2 separate regions of the Homo sapiens genome follow, and region 2 is linked to region 1. Evidence: read pairs that join two places in POLR2A ChIA-PET (ENCODE). Cell type or tissue: HepG2. All regions are shown on one strand. Each heading gives the region's core, and the rest is flanking DNA. Links, peaks and the distances in the headings are about the cores only. Region 1 holds the start of LOC112268130 (a long non-coding RNA gene). Region 2 overlaps TECPR2 (tectonin beta-propeller repeat containing 2).

What was found. Peaks named below come from ENCODE experiments on the same cell type or tissue, not always from the same donor. Only the 100,000 strongest peaks of a DNase experiment are listed, where the experiment ranks them.
Region 2: POLR2A ChIA-PET joins it to region 1 with 8 read pairs; 2 of 35 experiments call an interaction of 5 or more read pairs at or near these places.

Annotation. Positions count from the first base shown.
Region 1 is chr14:103,509,174-103,517,505 of GRCh38, reverse strand. It overlaps LOC112268130 (a long non-coding RNA gene), which reads left to right and starts at 5,856. Exons shown (of 2, transcript XR_002957595.1): 1 at 5,856-5,981; 2 at 6,292-8,332. In HepG2, for the core only: a CTCF peak has its summit at 6,731 (motif pointing left); a DNase peak (open chromatin) is centred at 3,999.
Region 2 is chr14:102,385,164-102,393,495 of GRCh38, reverse strand. The region is part of intron 2 of TECPR2 (tectonin beta-propeller repeat containing 2); the gene reads right to left. All of the region lies in intron 1 of LOC124903389 (a long non-coding RNA gene), which reads left to right. Among named protein-coding and RNA genes, the nearest start is that of TECPR2, 26 kb to the right of the region's middle. In HepG2, for the core only: no CTCF peak of the experiment used is centred there; no DNase peak of the experiment used is centred there.

The DNA of each region.
Region 1 (8,332 bases), core at 40-8,039:
AGGGGCGGCAGGGACACAGGGAGATGTTCTGGCTGTTGGACACATCTCCCTGCAGGGCAATCTGGCTGCACCAAGCCCCACCTCAGCTGTCCCTCCTGTCCACTCAGGGACTTCCCAGCTAGGGAAGGAGTCCACGGCGGGGTTTCCGCAGTGGCGCTCCAGACACTTGGGCCGGACCACTCTGGTGGGGGCCGTCCTGTGCGCTGCAGGACGTCCAGCAGCAGCCCTGGCCTCCAACTGCTGCATGCCAGTAGTCCTCGCTTCCCCAACTTATGACAATAAAAAATGTCTAGACATTCACAAATGCCCCTTAGGGGGCAAAACAGCCCCCCTTCCTCGAGTCCCGTTGCCCTACAGAAATATAAGTGAACAATGACTGAGAACAGGGAAACTGTAAGGGCTTGCTGACACTGAAGAGTGGCTACAGCCCCACCCCTCCTCTGGGGTCCTGTGCAGACAGGGAGGACAGTGTGAGGAATCTAGTGAGGTGGTGACATGCTGAGAAAAGCTCAAGAGCAGAAGCAGGTTATAAAACAGCTTGTGCTCTGAGATCCCACACAGAATATGTATGGAAAAACCCCAAAGAACAGTAGTCACTGTGGGTGGTGGGGTAACAGGTGATTTCCTTCTTTATATTTTCCAAATTTTCTACAGGGCACATGTATTACTTATATAAGCCAAAATAATGTTTTTAATGGTGTTTTGTAGAAAATGCTGTCATGTGTTCCAGTCTGCGGAAGCCCACCAAGCAGCAGCAAGACTTTACCACTACCACGGCCTGAGGCCTCACAGACAGGGAAACTCAGGTTCAGAGAGGAAGACAGACCGGTCCGGCCTCGCCGGCTCTAACTCCTGGGCTCTTTTCACTGCTCTTCTGAGAACATTCTAGCCTCCCACAGTTGGGACCTGCTTGTCTTAGCAGTGGCTTAAAAGGCTGCACTTGCCCCTTCTGCATTTCTATTTCGAGCCAGCGGGCACTTCCTAAAGCCTCCCAGAGCACCCTTCAGGGGTTGCACATTGGACCCACATGGATGTGAAGTGAGTCTCCTTTTCTACAGGTAAAAAGAAAACAGTAATTTGATTGGCAAGAAGTCTTTTGGCCGTGAGGTTTCCACTGAGCAGATGACAGCATTTCAGCTTAGATAAGTGAGGCTTTTTTGGTACTGCTGAGAAGGCTGAGGCTTTTTTTCTTTTTTTAGACGGAGTTTTGGTCTCATTGCCCAGGCTGGAGTGCAATGGCACGATCTTGGCTCACAGAAACCTCCGCATCCTGGGTTCAAGAAAAGTCTCCTGCCTCAGCCTCCAGAGTAGCTGGGATTACAGGCATGTGCCACCACACCTGGCTAATTTTGTATTTTTAGTAGAGATGGGGTTTCTCCATGTTGGTCAGGATGGTCTCAAACTCCTGACCTCAGGTGATCCGCCCACCTCAGCCTCCCCAAAGTGCTGGGATTACAGACGTAAGCCACCGTGCCCGGCCAGGCTGAGGTTTTTTACACGCAGACTTCTCAGTCTGGCTAGAGGCTTTCTGCACTCGCAGTGACTGAACTTTTTTGAGGCGGGATTTCACTCTGTCACCCAGGCTGGAGGGCAGTTGCACGATCGCGGCTCATTGAAGCCTTGACCTGCCTGGGCTCAGGTGATCCTCCCACCTCAGCCTCCCAAGTAGCTGTGTGACTGCAGGGACGTGCCACCACACCTGTCTAATTTTTTCTATTTTTTTTTTCTTTGTAGAGACGGGGTTTTGCCATGTTGCCCAGGCTGGTCTCGAACTCCTGGGCTCAAGCCTTTCCCCTGCCTCAGCCTTCCACAGTGCTGGGATTACAGGTGTGAGCCACTGTGCCCAGCTGGTTGGACTCTTTCCACCTTTTTCCCCAAACCCAACTTTGTATTGTTTTGCTTGGGTTCAGAAGTCCTGATTTTCACACCCTTTTCAGGCCTGGGGATTTACCAAAATTTAAGGCTTAACAAAAATTAAGGCCCCCCAAAAGATAAAAGTGCTACTGCCAGTGGCACCTGTCTCTGATTCACCTTCATGGCACGGATGCTGGTGGTCCCCTAGCAGCCATTCTCCCCTCTGCTTGAGTGACAGCGCCCTGGTTTCCAGCCTGCACGCAGCTGCCTGGCTGTGAAAGCACACTTTCAAGACTCCCATGCAGCTAGGGGTGGCCAGGTATCAACGTGCTCCAGCAGCTGCCCAGGCTGTGAGGACAAGGCCGTCCTCGGTGCTGTGGGGCGAAATGCCTGCGTGTGTGCAGCCTGGCACCAACTCCTGAGGTGCTGGCAACATTCCTGCTGTGGTGAAGGGGCTGCAACCCTGTTCTACCATTCATGAATCCCATGCAGCGTGGGGTTCGGCTTGGGATCCTGCTGGGCTTGCAGAGGAATTGGCCCAGTGGCTCCAGGTACTCCACACCCACTTGCACTCAGGACGGCACCAACCCCTCCAGACGTGTTTGTTGCCTGTTTGCCTAACCTGGGGCAGGGCTCCCACCTGCATGTCTGCTCTCTGCTTCCCACAATCGCCCGAATCCCCTCTGGGAGGACTGCCCTGCCTGCCCAGGCCTCCTTCCCGGAGGGCCTCCTTCTGCATCCCTCTTCCCCTCCGGCTCTGTCCTGTCTCTTCCCCATTAGAGGACTGCTGGGCTGGTGAGCCTTCTCTCTTGAGAATGCGGCCTGCTCCCAGGGCAGGGCTTAGGTCTTGCTTCATTACTCTCATTCCACCTATACTCAGCTGCACCCATTACTGGTATATGTGGTCTGTGTTAACACACATCAAAGCTATTCCGGAAATATACAACTTATAGCAAAAAGACAGAAACTCCCATTAAAATTAAAATGAAAAGTCTAGTTTTGTCAATACTTTTGACCCATCGACTACCCAACATATTAAATGGCACTTCAAATGTGTTACACTCTCAAAAAGAAAAGAAATATAGCAATCAACTCAACCAAAAAAAAAAAAAAAAAAGAAATAATAAAGGTGGTGCTACTCATCTATACCCAAAATTGTTCCTTTAAAATGTATTATTTTTTATTTTTTTTTTGAGATAGGGTCTTGAAGTCACCCAGGCTGGAGTGCAGTGGGCAGGATCACAGGTCACTGCAGCCTCAATCTCCCGGGCTCAAGTGATCCTCCCTCCTCAGCCTCCCCAGTAGCTGGGACCACAGGAGCGCATCTCCACGTCTGGCTAATTCTAAAATTTTTTTTTGTAGAGACGGGGTGTCTCGCCATGTTGCCCGCCCAGGCTGGTCTTGAACTCCTGGCCTGAGCGATCCTCTTGCCTCGGCCTCCCAAAGTGCTGGGATTACAGGTGTGAGCCACTCTGCCTGGCCCCAAAACTGCTGTGCTTCTGAGGGACCCCTGTGCTGCAGCCCCCACCCAAGTCACAGCAGCAGCACCTACCTGGGGGACAAAACGCTGTGGCAGAGGGGCCAGAGTCTGGCCTGACCCTATTCACTCTTCCTTGGGATCAGAAAGGAGCATGGGGATTGCTTTCCTCTGTTCTCTTGGCCTTGACACAGGATAACATGACTAACTTTGTCAGCAAAGTTCCAGTGTTTTGGTTAAATTAATGAAATATACAGGTGGAGTATCCCAAATCCAAACATCTGAAATCTAAAATACTCCAAAACCTGAACCTGAGTGCGGATGTAATGCTAAAAGGGAGTGCTCACTCATGCATTTCAGAGTTCAGATGTTCAAATTTGGGATGCTTAACCAGTAGGTATAATGCAAATATTCCAAAATCTGAAAAAACCCCAAACCCGAAACACCTGTGGGTGGTCCCAAGCATTTCAGATAAAGTATTCCCAAACCAGGAAATGCAAGCCAGCAAAATGTGCCCTATGTACTTAGTGATATCAACACAAAAGGACACACAGCATCACCATTCTGGGGAGCAGCAACTCCCACCCACAGCGACAGGCTGAGGAGATGTCCGAGCAGCATGGGACAAGCTTGTTGGAGCCCTCTAGAGCCCACAGAATGGAGGTAGCAGAGGAGTGGCCAGTGGATTAGGGTGGAGAGCACGAGAACCACATGTCCCAGAGACAGCCGAGCTGTGTACTAAAGAGCAGCGGAGGCCAGCCTGTAGCAGGGGAGTGACTGGCAGAGCAGAACTCGCGGAGTGCACAGGTGCGTTTGGGAAGGGGTGGAGTGGAGGGTGGTGGCGGGTTGGAAATGCTCTCTGAGGCATGCTCCACCCAGGGACTTCTGGTGCCACATTAATGAACATGACTACATATGCTCCTACTTCCCAGCTGACTTCCATGCAAAACATAACTGCTTTGAGAATGTGCTCACGCCTACCCACGCCTGCTGGCAGCTTCCTCCTGAGAGGAGGCTGAGGCGAGTCAGAGCAGGCCTTGCTTTGGTAGGCGCCAGCACAGGCAGTCTCATGCCAGGCTCTCTGGGTTCGCCAGGCTCTGGCTGTCTGGTGCAGCATTAGTCTGCTTTGGTCTGGCAGCAGCACAACCCTGCCCAAAGCCTGCTAGGTCACTCCCTAATGAAGTACTGGGGAATGAAGGCCCCTTCACAGAAGTGCAGTGTCTCAGAGTCTGAGACATAACATGTTGGGCTAGTGACAAGAAAGAGCCTGCCCAGGAGTTGGCGGCCCAGCCGCTGCCCCCACGCCTGAGTTGGAGATGAGCCAGGCCCCTGGCGCCTGCCTCTGCACGTGCCACTCCTCTCTCTCCCACTGAGCGGACTCGGTGCACCGCCACCTCTACGTGCCTCCCCTGTACCCAGGCCTGACTCCCTTCGGCCAGGGCCCTGGCCTTCCTGAACGCAGCATCAGCCCATCCTAGTATCACACCAGTGCCCCTCGCCTCCCTGTGCGATGAGGTAGTCGAGGCCAGGAGGTTTTACCTTGTTTATTTTTGTATCTCCAGGGGTCAGCACAGAGGTGCTTCTCCTACCTTAACCCTCAAAATATGGCTACAATGAATGAACACATGAACAAATGATTGATGAGAAGTCTTCCTGTCTTGTTCTAGAACACCTGAAAATAACTGGGGCAGCTTAACTTGGAGAAGCAAGAATTTAGGGAGGAGGCCGGGTGTGGTGGTGGGCGCCTGTAATCCCAGATACTTGGGAGGCTGAGGCAGGAGAATCGCTTGAGCCCGGGAGGCGGAGCTTGCAGTGAGCTGAGATCACAGGAGAATCACTTGAACCTGGGAGGCGGAGGTTGCAGTGAGCTGAGATCGCACCACAGCACTCCAGCCTGGGCGACAGAGTGACACTCTGTCTGGAAGAAAAAAAAAAAAAAAAAAAAAAAAAGAATTCAGAGAGGGAACACATTTTTAATCTTCAAATACTTGTCTTTTTTTTTTTTTTTTTTTTTTTTTTGAGACGGAGTCTCACTCTGTCGCCCAGGCTGGAGTGCAGTGACGTGGTCTCAACTCACTGCAACCTCTGCCTCCTGTGTTCAGGCGATTCTCCCGCCTCGGCCTCCCAAGTAGCTGGGACTACAAGCACGTGCCAACACACCCGGCTAATTTTTGTATTTTTAGTAGAGACGGGGTTTCACTATGTTGGCCAAGCTGCTCTCGAACTCCTGACCTCGTGATCTGCCCGCCTCGGCCTCCCAAAGTGCTGGGATTACAGGCGTGAGCCACTGTGCCCGGCCTTGTTTTTGTTTGTGAGATAGAGTTTTGCTCTGTCGCCCAGGCTGGAGTCCAGTGGCGTGGTCTCAGCTCACTCCGACCTCCACCTCCCAGGTTCAAGTGATTCTCCTGCCTCAGCCTCTTGAGTAGCTGGAATTACAGGCACTGCCACTATGCCTGGCTAATTATTATTTTTTGTATTTTTAGCAGAGACGGGGTTTCACCAGGTTGGCTAGGCTGGTCTCGATTCCTGACCTCAAGTGATCTTCCTGCCTCAGCTTCCCAAAGTGCTGGGATTACAGGCATGAGCCGCCGCGCCTGGCCATTGAGTCTTGAATAGTTAAAACTTCCAAGAGGAGGAGACTGCCAGGGTGGTAAGGAGGCCCATGTGCACGCGGAGCAGCAGAAGCAGCCGAAGCAGCTGAACTCCCCCCACAGGTCCTGGGGGCGGGCTGTGAGCGTCCCGGCACTGCAGGTGCCCGCAGATGCAGGCGGGGCACAGGATGAGCCATTGGAGACTTCCCTCTTGCTTGAGAGATGGGTTCTAGAATGCTGTTTTAAAATAACTCTTAGAGGTGGGTTAAGTGGGTGGAATATAGATAGAGCAGGAAACTGCAGAAGGCACTGGCTGGGGGAAAGAGTCCCCTCAGAGATGAGGATGAGTTGAGTTTTTTCTCTGTTCAGTGACCGCGCCCCCTGCCCCCGCTCCAGCGAAGCCCCCTGTTTATCAACCCACTTGGTCAGAAGACATTTCACCACAGCCAGAAACCAGGTATGAATGAATACCCAGGGAGCTGGAAACGCAAATAAGAACCTCAGAACTTATAAGCAATCAGCCCCATCACTCTAACAACAATAACAACAACAAAATAAATCAACAAAGCTTACTGAACCAAAGCCAATGGCAACAAAGAATGCTGAAGTGGCCCCCAGATTCCCCTGGCTCCACCCTCAGGACCAGCTTTCCTTCTTCTGTGAGAGACCCGTGCAGGCCCTTTAACCAGCCGGACTCCGCTCGGAGGGTCTCGCCTCGGCCTGGTGCTATGACTGCTGATGCCTACACAACTGCTTCCCCTCCTCACTAAACCCCAGCTCCCATGCTGCCACCAAGCGGCAGGTTGCTATTCTTTCCCGGGGTTGAAATCCAAATACTACCTGGGCTGTGTGACTCTCTAGTGTGGATGCAGATTAGGGTGGTAAGCCAAAGGGTTGAACTCCCAGTTCCACACCCGATGGGAAATGTCATCTCTACACAGGGTCAGCTACTTCATGTCCATCGCACGCACCACCACCACGTGCATGGTCTGCACCTGACCCAAGCTGAATGATGGACATCACCTGTGTAAGCATCTTGATGAAGGGAAAAGCTCACTGGGTGCCAGTCCCATCCCTTCCGTCCTCTGGGCCTCAGTCTTCTCTGTCAAACAGGCAAGACTCAAAAGGCTCCTGGAGACCCAACAGGCCAGGCTATAAAGCAAGACATGACCCCAGAGCAGCCACCTATCTCATCCTTGGGCCAGCCGGGGCAGGGGCAGCTGGGGGGACCTCAGTGACACTTTTGACTGCAAGCCACTGAAAATGTCTTGTACTTGCTATGTATCTCCTGCTTGCTTCCTATCATTTTTTTTTTAAAAAACACTAATTGTGCACTAAGTGCCTTTGCCAGGCACTATTCTAGGTACTTGGAATAGAGGAAAAGAAAAAGGATGAAGATCGCTGCCGCATGGGGCTCACATTCTAGTAAGTGTGGGGAGAGTAGCCACAAAGGGCAACACAACTGTGTAACTCATGCTGACGTTGGTGTGACAGGGGCAGATGGTGAAAGGGCAGAGTTGGGCACAGAGGCCCGAGTGCGCTTTTTGGTGTCACAGCCAGGGCAGGCCTCTTAGAGGAGGAGGGAGGCAGAGAGCCTTCAGTTGGTCTAAGCTCTTACCCCAAGCTCATTGCTTTTACCTGTTCTCTAGGAATATCTGCAAAAGCTCTGGCCCAGGGAGGTGGCAGTACAGGCCTGTAAACTCCTAATAGAAGGTCCAGAGTCCAGAACTCTCCATCTTAGAAATGGGAACAATTTCCTTACCAAGTCTCCACTCGATAGGCAATGTCCTCTCCTGAGGGCCAGGGAGCACGCCATTCAAGGACTTGACTGCACTGGCTAAGCCAGGAGAGGGAGGAAGAGAAGAGGGTTAGTGTGTGATTTTTTTTTTTTTTTTCGGAGACAGGGTCTGGCTCTGCCATCCAGGCTGGAGTGCAGTGGTGCAATCTTGGCTCACTGCAACCTCTGCCTCCTGGGTTCAAGCTATTCTCGTGTCTTAGCCTCCCAAGTAGCTGGGACTCCAGGTGCATGCCACCACGCCCAGCTAATTTTTGTATTTTTAGTAGAGATGGGGTTTTGCCATGTTGGCCAGGCTGGTCTTGAAATCCTGACCTCAAGTGATCCATCCACTTCAGCCTCCCAAAATGCTGGGATTATTGGTGTGAGCCACTGTGCCTGGCCTTTAATGGAACTTTTCAAGGAACCATTCAAAAATAGTTGTTGGGGCTGGGTGAGGTGGCTCACGCCTGTAGTCCCAGTACTTTGGGAGGCTGAGGTAGGAGGATTGCCTGAGCCCAGGAATTCAAACCAGCCTAGGCAACAGAACAAGACCCTGTCTGTACGAAAAATAAAATTAGCTGGGCACAAGCCTGTGGTCCCAGCTACTCAGGAGGTTGAGGTGGGAGGATCACT
Region 2 (8,332 bases), core at 74-8,073, 1.1 Mb after region 1:
TGTAATGTATCAGTGTCCTTTGTAATGTAACCAATGAGCTTGAGTTAATGTTATTTAATATGATTATTAATAAATGTCATAGTTATTGATGTAAGAATCAAAACATCCCAGACATCAGATTATTAACACTTAACTACAGTTCATATAGAAATAGAATATGAGGCTTTAATTTTGCACAATACAATAGCCTAGCTATCCCAAAACACCCCTCTCCAAACACCTGGCAATGCTGAGTGCAATATATAACAAAGCCTTTCAAATGCACAGCTGAATTTTCAAGAAAGTATGGAAAATCCACAGGACCCCAAAACCAAGAAGAATGCCCCCAAACTAAAACAGAAGCTAGCCCTGAAGCTACAGGCTACCCTGTAACTATCTGGCACACCTCTGGAGCCTTGGTTTTCAGAGCGGAGTAGATGATGGGGAGCTGGAGCTGATATTCTCTGCCAAGCCAGAATCCCAAGGACCTAACCCTAAGTGAAGGAGTAAGCTAGGGAAAAATTGATTTGCTGGCAAATGGAGCTGGCAAGGAAATCTGTCTTATCTCAAGCATTGATTGGAACGAATAAAAAAGAATCTTTCCGAAGAATGTGTCATCATAAGCCTGCCCCATTCAGCATCAGAGTTTGAATTTATTCTCTTTCCAAGCAAAGCTCTATGCAGACGGTTAATCTGAAGTGCTTCTATGTTGGTAGCACTCCAAGGTGCCTGGCATTGGTAAACATAAACCCCATCTGTGGAGCAGTCCCGATCCAGGTCCCCCAGGGTTCTCATACATTAGGATCAGCCACATTGCTCGTAATTAGAAATTACGATAGGGAAGCAGGCCCATGAATGAGTCAAGTAAAACAAGCCATAACAGCACTGAACAACCCCAAGTATTTCACTTAGATTGAAGAACACAGAACATAAAAGAAAAATGATTAAAATGTTTTAAAAATAAAACAGGAAACTGAAATGTAAGCAAAGAACAACTACTATTGGAAATAGAAATGAAAAAATCCAAGAGAATTTAAAATGTCACTGGGTGGAATGAACAGCAAATTAGTCACAGCTGGAAAAAAAAGTATTGAACTAGATGACAGATCTGAGGAAATTACCTACCATGCAACAAAGAGATGAAAAGATTCAAAACATGAAAGAGAAGTTTAGAGACATAGAAGAGAGAACATAAAGGTCCAAGCTACACATAAGTGGGTTCTCAGCCAGGCGCAGTGGCTCACGCCTGTAATCCCAGCACTTTGGGAGGCTGAGGCAGGTGAATCACCTGAGGTCCAGGAGTTCATGACCAGCCTGGCCAACACAGTGAAACCCCGTCTCTACTAAAAATACAAAAAAAATCAGCTGGGTGTGGTGGCGAGCACCTGTAATCCCTGCTACTTGGGAGGCTGAGGCAGGAGAATCACTTGAATGTGGGAGGCAGAGGTTGCGGTGAGCCAAGATCACACCATTGCACTCCAGCCTGGGCAACAAGAGTGAAACTCTGTCTAAAACAAAACAAAACAAAACAAAAAACAAACAAAAAAAGGGGTTTCAGCAGGAAATGAAAAGAGAGGGTAATGAAAAGTGGTATCTTCAGAGATAAAGGCTAAACGTTTTCCAAAATTCACCAAAGACATATCCTCAGAAGCTCAACTTTTTCATAAGACAAGGGTGCTGCCTTCAGGAGGCCTCACAATTTAGGAAAAGGAGCAAGACTCATCAATAATACAAGAGCAAAGCACTATTGGCACTGACACCCATGTATAGTGGGTAATGGGGAGGATGTGATCAACTCTGCCAGGTGCAGAGAGGGGAGGGCAGGAAAGGTGCTTAGGATGCCAGCTGGTTAAATATGAAGTACCTCATTTTATGGTATCCTCCTTGCCTTCATTTTTAAAATAATGATTATATATCCATGACTATATATAACATGTACAGCTTAAATTAGAGTTACTAAAAAATGAGCACCCATGGAATCCCCATCTAGCTTGGGAAAGGGACCATTAACAGCACCTTTGAAGCTCTTGTGTGCCTCTGCCTGACTACATACCCCACCCCACCAAAACCACTCTCCTAACATTGAGATGAAATATTCTCTTGCTTTGATTCATAGCTTTACCACATGCGTGTATATCTTTAAAAACCATAGTTTTAGGCCTGGCACAGTGGCTCATGCCTGTAATCCCAGCACTTTGGGAGGCCGAGGTGGGCGGATCACTTGAGGTCAGGAGTTCGAGACCAGCCTCGCCAACATGGTGAAACTCCCGTCTCTATTAAAAATACAAAAAATTGGTTGGGCGTGGTGGTGCACACCTGTAATCCCAGCTATTTGGGAGGCTGAGGCAAGAGAATCTCTTGAACCCAGAGGCAAAGGTTGCAGTGAGCTGAGATCATGCCACTGCACTCCAGCCTGGGCAACAGGGTGAGAATCTGTCTCAAAAGACAAAAAACAAATCCATAGTTTTACCTAACATGCAGATTCACAATGGTGAATTAGCTACATGTAGGGTCTGGCCCTCTACCTTCCTGACTCAGATACTCAATCTTTTTAGCGTCCTGCTGTTGATCAGCCCAGGGAGGTTGTCTCATGATCATATAATATACAAGAAATTGAAGTTTAAGCTGGAAAGCCAATTTATTATTTTACATTGAAGTAATGGTCATACAAATCAGATGCTAAGATAGGTACTATATATATATATATATATATTCTTCCCCTGATATACGTGGGCAGCAACTTTTAGTCCAAAAGTTGCTTGGCAAGCATGGTGCAATTTCTGATCAAACCACTGTAAGTGTTAGATCTCAGGAAGGGTCCCACAGCATGAGTCATTTCAGATACAAATATCTGCCCAGAGCCAGCCACACCAGCGGGATCACAGCTCTCAAAAGCTATCTCTCCCACTAAACAGGCAATTTGGCCCAATTTCTGGTTTTCCTAACTAACACAGTGTAGAGTCCACTTTCTTCCTTCTGCCACACACATTCTCTTCTTTTTTTGATCTAGGGACAATTCAGTCTTATTCTAGCCAGGGAGCCATTCTGTCTCTTTAAGATAACTTTGCCCATTTCTGATCTCATCTATTGTGTTTAACTCTCCTTTGCCTTTATTTCCAACTTCCCAGGAGGCATTTATTGCTACCCTCATTGTAGCAACATAACTTCCTCAAACAGAAATCCAGCAATCAAAAAGTTTAAGGAAAAAAAAAAGGCTTTTGATTTGAAAGGTGTCAGGAATGGTTTTCTGGACAAACATCTCACCATTACAATAGCATTCAGCTAACCTTCTTAGCCTCCTTGGCAGGCAGTTTTCCTTTCATACACAAGACAAAACTACATTGGGAAAAAGTGTTCTTTGTGAGCAGGTTCATGGGAACTGAAGTCTGACAAAGCTTTCTTTATGAGCTGCTTTTAGTAGGTCAAAGCTTAACCTTCAGTAGAAACCACTAGCATACCAAAGAATTGATCTGAAATATTTTGAAATATTTAAGACCAAATATGAATTCATTCAATTATTAAGAATGGTTACACTATTTTCCTCCTTTTACTAACAAAGAACATCTGTTTAATGTTTGAATACTAACACAACTTTTTAATGATCTGGAAGTTAAACAAAGATATCTGCTTTTCTGGAATAATTTTCTTAACTCCATAGGACAAAACAAAGTAGGGAATATCCACTGGAGTTGAAGGAAGAAGCCTAAAGCCAGGGACTCTATCATTAGAGAAGATCTAAAGCAGAAACAGACAAGGCAAATTCCCGGTAAAGGAAATAATTACACTGCCAGCAGAATCTCAGCAGTCAAGAGACAGTGGCATTAATACTTTAAAGTGCTCAAAATAACCACCATATGAAGTGAGGTAGGGATCCAGTTTCATTTTTCTTCCCATTCATATCCAGCTGTCCCACATCATTTACTGAAAAAGACTTTGTCGTATCACCTTTGCAATTACTCAAGTATCCATATACATGTTGGTCTTCTGACTTCTCTAATCTGTTCCAGTGATCTATGTATCTTTTCTTGTGCTAATACCACACTCCCTTAATTACTAAAGCTCTATAAGTTTTGTTACCTAATAGCAACTTCTCCCATTTGCTTCCTCTTTTCCACTAGTATGACTATTCCACCCACTACAATTTCATATGCATTTTTAAATCAGCTTATCATTTTTATTTATGTATTTATTAAGACAGAGACTTGCTCTGTCACCCAGGCTGGAGTGTAGTGCCATAATCTCGGCTCACTGCAACCTCTGCCTCCCAGGTTCAAATGATTCTCCTGCCTCAGCCTCCCAAGTAGCTGGGATTACAGGTGTGTGCCACCACACCTGGCTAATTTTTGTATTTTTATTATTTATTTATTTATTTATTTTTATTTTTTTGAGATGGAGTTTCACTCTTGTTGCCCAGGCTGGAGTGCAGTGGCACAATCTCGGCTCACTGCAACCTCCACCTCCCAGGTTCAAGCAATTCTCCTGCCTCAGCCTCCTGAGTAGCTGGGACTACAGGCACGTGCCACCACATCCAGCTAATTTTTTTTTTTTTTTTTTTTGAGACGGAGTCTTGCTCTGTCGCCCAGGCTGGAGTGCAGTGGCGCAATCTCGGCTCACTGCAAGCTCCGCCTCCTGGATTCACGCCATTCTCCTGCCTCAGCCTCCCGAGTAGCTGGGACTACAGGTGCCTGCCATCTCACCCGGCTAATTTTTTATATTTTTAGTAGAGACAGCATTTCACCATGTTAGCCCAATGGCCTCCATCTCCTGATCTCGTGATCCGCCCGCCTCAGCCTCCCAAAGTGCTGGGATTACAGGTGTGAGGCACCGCACCCGGCCTTTTTTTTGTATTTTTAGTAGAGACAGGGTTTCACCATGTTAGCCAGGATGGTCTCGATCTCCTGACCTCGTGATCCTCCTGCCTCGGCCTCCCAAAGTGTTGGGTTAACAGGCGTGAGCCACTGCGCCCAGCCAATTTTTGTATTTTTAGTAGAGATGGGGTTTCACCATACTGGCCAGGCTGGTCTCAAACTCCTGACCTTAAGTGATCCGCCCACCTTGGCCTCCCAAAGTGCTGGGATTACAGGCATGAGCCATCACACCTGGCCAGCTTGTTTTTTTAAATTAACACTAAAAAAAAACCTATTGGAATTCAGTTGAACTCAGGTAAATTTAGGGAGAATGGACATCTAATAAAATGTATTTTTTTTCCCTAAGAGTCACTGTTAAAAACATTTGAAAGCAAATTTTCCAGCAACCAATGAATGGAAGCAATCCATGCTAAGAAGGACACCCGTGAAGCCCTGTATGGTAATGTTATCAACAAACCAGAACACAGACATCACAGGCTCCTCATCACTGGACCTAAAAGTTACTCCCACAGGGAAAGACAATGGAAGGCACTGGGCAAATGCACCTTGGCTGCTATGGTGAGACAAAAACTGTCCTTTCTGCACCTCTTTAAAATATGTCTATAAAGTATAAGCCAATGAAATACTTGTAACATTCTGAAGCATGACTTTTCTCAATGCGAAATATCCAAGACATGTTTCAGGCTCAGTGCCTTTCCCTTCCGTTTTCTTGGAATACAGACATGTCAGTATGGTGTGTTGGTCATGCTCTTTACGTCTTTGTTCAACTGTCACCTTCTCAGTCAGACCTTCCCTGGAATGCTATTTAAAACTGCAACCACCCAGCCAGGTGTGGTGGCTCACGCCTGTAATCCCAGCACTTTGGGAGGCTGAGGCGAGTGGATCACGAGGTCAGGAGATCAAGACCATCCTGGCTAACACAGTGAAACCCTGTCTCTATTAAAAATACAAAAAATTAGCCAGGCGTGGTGGCAGGCACCTGTGGTCCCAGCTACTCGGGAGTCTGAGGCAGGAGAATGATGTGAAACCGGGAGGCAGAGCTTGCAGTGAGCCGAGATGGCGCCGCTGCACTCCAGCCTGGGGGACAGAGCAAGACTCCGTCTCAAAAAAAAAAAAAAAGACAGCTCTGAAGGCAAATCCATGAAATCTCATTGGCTTGTTGAATGCTAAGGAAAAGGGATCATATGTTTAACTTCAAAACAGAACATTAGAAACTCAGGTCAGGTAGTCTTTTTGGTCTATGCTTACACATATCAGACCTATATATTTAACACATTTCTAACATTTTTGTACTTGTTATTAGCTCCTTGCAACATTTTCTCAGTGCTTTTGGCACTAGGTAGGAAGAATCTGTGTTTCCATCTGCCCTCTCCCACTAACTTCTGTAGAAAAAAATGGTTTCCAAAGCACCATTCTTGAAAACACATGCAAGGCTATATTTACCACAGAAAAGGTCTGCTTTCCTCTTTAGGAAACATAACTTCATTTAAAAACATAATCTTTCAATCATGCCATACATGGATTTATTTGAGCATAAACTTTTTTATTTATCTTCCCATAAAATCTTAGATTTTCCCTAAACTAGTTAATGCATCTTTAACTTTCGACTTGGACATTCCAAAGAGACCACGCATCTGTATTCCATATCCTTGAAATCCACAGACTGCACAGAGGGCCTACCTCCTCTCACAAGAAGTAAGCACAATGGTTAGGCAATCAGAGATACGTGCCTTGAAGCAGGAATCTTAGAATTTCTTTATCTATAAAAAGTGGGGATTGTACCAAATGATTCTAAGACCCAGCCAGCTCTCATGATGAAAATGACAACAACAACAACATAAATATTTAATTCATCTCTGGGGTTAAACCACTAATAACTGGCAGCCAAAGCTCAAAACAAATCTTTGTGTTGCTGTGTTTATGCGTGTAATATGTACCAAAAATTTCTAGTAATTCCTCAGTAAAGTTAAAAAAATACGTAATTCCCTTTCACTCTTCCTCCCTCAGCCCATCCCAATCTTAATCCCTACCTAGAGTTAAGTAATCATGTGAAAATTCCTTCAGACCTTTTCCTATGTGTTTACATATAGGTATACAGCTTTGTTTCCAAGCTCTAAATCTTCTACCTCTAAATTCTACATTCTTGCCAAAAAAAAAATTTTCACTTTATTTTATTTTTGAGACAGAGTCTTGCTCTGTCGCCCAGGCTGTAGTGCAGTGGCGCAATCTCTACTCACTGCAACCTCCACCTCCTGGGTTCAAGCAATTCTCCAGCCTCAGTCTCCTGAGTAGCTGGGATTACAGGTGCCCGCCACCACACCCGGGTAATTTTTATATTTTTAGTAGAGATGGGGTTTTGCCATGTTGCTCAGGCTGCTCTCAAACTCCTGAGCTCAAAATGATCTGCCTGCCTCGGCCTACCAAAGTGCTGGGATTATAGGCGTGAGCCACCGTGCCTGGACAAGAAATTTATTTTATACCTCCCTTGTGATTCTCCACAATTATAAGTTTGATATCCTATATATAATGGGCGCTCAAAAAATGCTGTTGATACTCAGGGCTACCAAGTATGGATTTTGGCCCCAGCAAAATACATTTTTTTTCCAAATGTTAATATTTTAGATTTAAAAAGTTTTTGTAGGTACACAGCAGGCATATGCATGTATGGGTGAAATACATTTAAAGGATAACTAGCTAAATTTTTTTTTTTTTTGAGGCAGGGTCTCACTTTGATGCCCAGGTTAGGGTGCAGTGGCTCGATCTCGGCTCACTACGACCTCGACCTCCTGGGCTCAAATGATCCTCCCACCTGAGCCTCCTGAGTAGCTGGGACTACAGGTACACGCCATCACGCCTGAATAATTTTTGTATTCTTTCGTAGAGATGGGGGTCTTGCTGTATTGCCAAGGCTAGTCTCGAACTCCTGAGCTCAAGCTATCTGTCCGCCTCGGCCTCCCAAAGTGCTGGGATTACAGGTGTGTGCCACTATGCCTGGACTAGCTAAAATCTTTACATGGGATTCTCCCAGAGTCCCCTTCTATGGTGCTGGATCCAGTAATTTGTACCAGCTTCCCTCAATCTCTGGTACAGCCTGTGGATGCTGCTCCCTCAAACTCTGGTAGAGCCTGTGGATGCTGTTCCACCAAACTCTGGTAGAGCCTGTGGATGCTGTTCTACCATGTCACAGTCCTTCAAAGCTCACGTGACTTATCATATCTGCTATGGTTTAGATGTGGTTTGTCTTTGCCAAAATTTATGTTGAAGTCTGATCCCCAAAGTGGCAGTGCTGGGAGGTGGGGCCTAGTAGGAGGTGTTTGGGCCATGGGGGTAGATCCCTCATGAATAGATTAATGCCCTCCTCATGGGTGAATGAGTGCTCACTCTCCAAGGACTGGATTAGTTTCCAAGACAGCAGGTTGTTAAAAAGAGTCTGGCTTCCTTGCACGAGGATGGCACACAAATTTGTGAAGCACTCCATACTAAAA